2 separate regions of the Mus musculus genome follow, and region 1 is linked to region 2. Evidence: chromatin loops called from intact Hi-C (ENCODE). Cell type or tissue: gastrocnemius. All regions are shown on one strand.

Region 1 (2,500 bases), 110 kb before region 2:
AGGACTCGCACGTAACAGCGGCCCGGGGACGTCAACGCCGTTTTCCCCCTCAGGCTCCTGGACCTGCCCTGGGAAGACGTGCTGCTCCCGCACGTCCTGAACTGGGTCCCGCTGCGCCAGCTGCTCCGGCTGCAGCGCGTCAGTCGCGCCTTCCGGGCGCTCGTTCAGCTGCACTTGGCGAGGCTGCGCCGCTTCGACGCCGCTCAGGTGAGCCGGGGCCCGGAGCCACGCCCACGCCACGCCCCCGCGTGGGTACCACCGTCGCCCCGCCTCCAGGCCAGCCCCTGCTGCGCGGTAAACCCTTCCCGACCCCGGGTGAGACGTGGAGAATTCCAGAGGGCAGCGGCTCGGAGGGAGCTCGGTGTCCCTTCTGGGAGGGCAGGGGGCAAAGTCCCGAAGTTAGGCGGCTGCCAGGCAGTGGCCCGCCCCGGGGACAGACTTGAGTCTCCGTGTCTCCCGCCCGTAGGTGGGTCCACAGATTCCACGGGCGGCACTAGCCCGGCTACTGCGGGATGCTGAGGGGCTGCAGGAGCTGGCGCTGGCTCCGTGTCACGAATGGCTGTCGGACGAGGACCTGGTGCCGGTGCTGGCACGGAATCCACAGCTCCGGAGCGTAGCGCTGGCCGGCTGCGGCCAACTGAGTCGCCGAGCCCTGGGGGCGCTGGCTGAGGGCTGCCCGCGTCTGCAGCGCCTTTCCCTCGCTCACTGTGACTGGGTGGACGGGCTGGCACTGCGTGGCCTCGCTGACCGCTGCCCGGCTCTGGAGGAGCTAGACCTCACCGCCTGTCGTCAACTCAAGGACGAGGCCATCGTGTACCTGGCGCAGAGACGCGGCGCGGGCCTCCGCAGCCTCTCATTAGCAGTCAACGCCAATGTTGGGGACACTGCGGTTCAAGAGTTGGCTCGAAACTGCCCGCAGCTCGAGCACCTAGACCTCACCGGCTGCCTTCGGGTCGGAAGCGACGGTGTCAGGTGCCTGGGCATGGGGGCGGTACTGTAGGAAGTGGGCAGTCACTTTGGGGATAGGGAGGTGGGTTGTACTTGTCAAAGACCCATTAGAAAGACCTCTGGCATTTTTTAGGCTAGAAAGTGTACAATTAAAAACAAAACAAAACCAAAAACCAAAACCAAAACAACCCCCCCAAAAAAAAAACAAAAACAAAAAATAAACAGACTTGGGAGCCAAGATTGACACACTGAGAAATGTCACATAAAGTTGATTTCTGGCATTTCTGCAACAAGGTGGGTAATCTAGAAACACTGGAAGGAACTATGGATTGGTACTCTCTAAGAACCAGAAACCCCAAATGAGCCTGGAGTCTGTAATTCCTTCCTGGCCCCTTCCTTTAGGTACAGTAAAAAAGAGCAGACCCTGAGCTGGAGGGAAAGCTAGAACTTGCTGGAGCCAGCTGCGGGTTTAGAGGGCTGGCCCTCCAGACCGTGAGATTCAGCACCTAGCATCACCATACTCCTCCCTCAGGACACTGGCCGAGTACTGCCCGGCGCTGCGCTCTCTGCGGGTGCGGCACTGCCACCATGTGGCTGAACCGAGCCTGAGCCGCTTGCGGAAGCGTGGTGTGGACATCGACGTGGAACCACCCCTGCACCAGGCTCTGGTGCTACTCCAGGACATGGCAGGCTTCGCACCCTTTGTCAACCTACAGGTCTGACTAACTTTCCTTGGGGTGGGAGCACAGCTGGACTGTGTAGCCCGGGCTTGACCCTGAGCCATAGGGAAACTGAACTGTGGGGGCCTGTGGTTGACAGGCCTGTGAAATCCCCTGTCCCACCCTGGAATTTCAAATAAAGAGCTTTTTACCCCTTCTTGCGTGGTGCATAGGGGACGGGAAGCTGGGAACTAGTCAGAGAGACAGGTTTTTTCCCTGCCCTGGGGGCAGAAATGAGCAGAATGAGCATATACCTTCCTTGGACCACTTTTACTGTGCTCTTGAAGGAAGCCCCAAGAATAGAACACTAGAGCAAGGGCCTCCAGAAGGGACAGGGTGGATGGGAGGGTGTCTGCATCCCTCTGGGATCAGCAGTGCTCGGCAGGATCCAGCACTGTCTCAGTGGAAGCGGTACTTTCTGGCCGGCTTGAGGTTGATGTATGTGGCCTTCATCTCCTCGGCCTCAGGGTTCCGGACATCTTTGAATCGCTCTCCCTTGGTGCTCACTACTTGGTTGTCGATGTATCGGATCAGCTTCTTGGGGGCCTGTCAGGCAATCAAGCAATGAATGACGAAAACCAGGGCTTGGCACAGCTCATTCCACACCCCCCAGCTGCAGACCCCCTCTTACCTCCTTGGGAGCCATAGGTCGGTGAGTCTTCTGGTCCTCCGCCCTGTCCACCATCATGTACCTGCCAAACGGACTGGGTGAAGCTCCGGCCACCTGGAAGACCCTCCAAGGCCCTGCCCAGCCCAGACTTACTTCTGAAGGATGAAAGACTTCAAGTCATCCTTTTGGGGGCCTCTGAGACGCCTGGGCAAGTCCTGCAGAG
Region 2 (2,500 bases):
AGCCCCAAAGAACATTATCTTTCCCTCCAACTCTAAGCACCTTACTTCTAAGGACTGATGGGGACGCAGCCTTACTTTTTCCTCCTAGGAGACCAGTGTGACTGTACTATTACATAGGATGCGGGCAGCCCATCATGTCATAGGGTTAGGATGAATTAGAAACCCTTGGAGAATGTATTCACTTTTCTTCAATGTTTCAACGGCAGGGCTAATTATTTTTTCAAACAATAGCTGTTTCCTGAAACCCATTTCCCTAGATTTTACTAATCTATTATATCCTGGCCAGTCAGGCTTCAGAACACTGTGACTAAAGCTGGACTCTGGGTAGGTGGGATGGGAAATGGGTAGGTAGATGGGAAAGGCCAATGTGAGGTGCTTATGAGAGTTTCTACACTCATTCAGCACTCGGCTTGCAAGTATGTACACATGCTTACATACATACACACAAACATGTATGCACAAACACGTGAAGTACACACACACACACACAGTAGTCACTGAGGAATGTTCACGTGGATTCATGAGCCCTTTCAACTAGGGCAGGACACTGCTGGGGTACTGGCTTTCTTTCGGCATTGAGAGAGGGCTGAGCTCTGCTAGCTGACAATGGTCTTTCATGTAACCTGCGGGCTCACAGGAAGGAAGGAAGGGATTAAAAAGCCATTTCCCAGCCCCTACTAGGAATGGCCTTTTACAGACCAGGCCTGACCCCAGGGATTCCCAGTCCCTCTTGGTGAGGAGACTTAGGGAACCTGAGAGGGAGTGAGCGCCTCTAGCCCCTGGCCGGACAGCTGGGCCTCCAACCATGGCTTTATTAGCATTTGAAAAACGGCTCTGAAGGGCCAGAGCTTCCTGGGGCAGCTCTGGGCCTAGCGCTGAGACCTGTGGTGGCTTCCCACAGAATAGGGCCAAGAGTGCAGGGCATAAAGACCAGGCTGGAGTCAAGAATGAGTCCTTTGTGGCTTTGTCCTTAGCTTGAACACTGTGACCAAAACCTCTTTCATTGTTAAGAAAGACTGGGTTTTGGCCACTACAGGCCATACTGTTCTCTGGAAAGTTCTGTTAGTGTGTCCTGCTCTCTAAACATTGATTGCAGAGTGGGGCTTGCTGTTGTCTTCTCTTAATTCAGCAATGCTTTCTGCAGTCTTGGCCACACACTTGCTCAGAGGAGGGTGTGTCTAGACTCTGACTCTAGAGCAGCAGCAACCTGAGACTCTGCTGGGTCTCTACTTCCTAACTAAGGCTGAACACAGTGCTATGTGATCAAGATGTTTAAGCAGTCTGGGTTTGCAACCACTTGTTTTTAAATCGGAGTCAGCAATAGTTGATGAAAGCCCTAGCTTTAAACTTTTCCAACCTGGTCCAGTCTAAAGCCTTGCCAGGTCTGTAGTGGTTCCTACAGCTAAGACAGCTGAGCCCTGGGACAAGCCTGTAGGGTCCAGCCATCTGTTTCGTAAATCAGGAGCAACGGTGCCACCTACTGGACTCTTCCTATTACTACAGGCTCAGTGACTGCCCCGTTTTCTGGCAAGTACACATTGACTGATGGGGAGTATCTGTGGTATTTCAGCACGTGGCAGTGGAATACTGTGCAGACCAGGAACCCAGCTTAGTGGTCGCTGGGGATTGAACTCAGAACCTCTGGAAGAGCAGTCAGTGCTCTTAATCACTGAACCATCTCCTCAGCCCTTTGTTTGTTTGTTTAAATACATTTGTTGGGGTGGGAATGTTTGGTAGAATCCATGCCTAATGTGTATGCCCTGTGCTCCATCCCCAGCACTGAAGAAAAAGTAGATTGTAGTAAAATTAGATTTGTTTAGGGGCTGAAGAGCAGGCTTAGCCGTTATAAGCACTTGCTGCGCTTGCAGAAGTTCGCTGTGTGGTTTCCAGCACCAATATGGCGCTTACAACTATAACCCCAGTTCCGAGGATCTAGGCATCCTCTTCTGTCCTTCTAGGGCACTGAATACATGTGGCACAAATACAGTCATGCAAACAAAAAGTCAGATCAAACATTGAAACTTTTTTAAAGCTTGTTTGAGTAAAAAGTGTGTCATGGGAAAAAATAGATGATATTGATACGTGACACAGATTAGGCAGAGTTCTTGGTGGCACTGGCGAGTGTGGGGACGTGTCCATTCTCACTGATGTGCCACATGATTGGCAGTCTCGAGCACCCTTTCTGCAAGTGTGGGTAATAAAATGCTGTCCCAGCAGGATGAGCTGTTTCCATGGCTGCCTGCTGAGCCAGGGAGAGTAAGGCAAGCGTGCTGCCTCTACTTCCCCCTCATCATCCCCTCCTCTTCTACCTCCTCCTCTTCCTCTCTCTCCTCCTCCTCTTCCTCCTCTTTTTCACAATAGCTTTTGATGACTTGCATAATATATAATTCATAGTTGGAAACCATTACTTCAGTGAACCCAGAATGTTTTCAAGATCTCCCAAAGAAACACACATGCAGACCTTTTCCATCTCCTCCAGCTGGTCCAAGTACTCTGTAGC

The links. Hi-C counts contacts between places; a loop is a spot of excess contacts. Peaks named below come from ENCODE experiments on the same cell type or tissue, not always from the same donor. Only the 100,000 strongest peaks of a DNase experiment are listed, where the experiment ranks them.
Region 1: a loop joins it to region 2, with 2.7 times the contacts of the local background. A loop is called at or near these places in 13 of 42 quality-filtered maps.

What each region holds. Positions count from the first base shown.
Region 1 is chr19:46,328,622-46,331,121 of GRCm38, forward strand. Fbxl15 (F-box and leucine-rich repeat protein 15) reads left to right here. Exons shown (of 4, transcript NM_133694.2): 2 at 54-207; 3 at 467-972; 4 at 1,481-1,825. The coding sequence ends at 1,670. It overlaps Cuedc2 (CUE domain containing 2), which reads right to left. Exons shown (of 9, transcript NM_001164291.1): 7 at 2,431-2,492; 8 at 2,299-2,359; 9 at 1,191-2,213. The coding sequence ends at 2,067. Among named protein-coding and RNA genes, the nearest start is that of Fbxl15, 1.7 kb to the left of the region's middle. In gastrocnemius, CTCF peaks have their summits at 67, 302 and 1,544 (motif pointing left); DNase peaks (open chromatin) are centred at 182, 1,539, 2,071 and 2,298; H3K4me3 peaks cover 1,468 bases; H3K27ac peaks cover 1,159 bases.
Region 2 is chr19:46,442,958-46,445,457 of GRCm38, forward strand. All of the region lies in intron 3 of Sufu (SUFU negative regulator of hedgehog signaling), which reads left to right. Among named protein-coding and RNA genes, the nearest start is that of Sufu, 47 kb to the left of the region's middle. In gastrocnemius, a CTCF peak has its summit at 1,494 (motif pointing left); a DNase peak (open chromatin) is centred at 1,476; H3K27ac peaks cover 1,094 bases.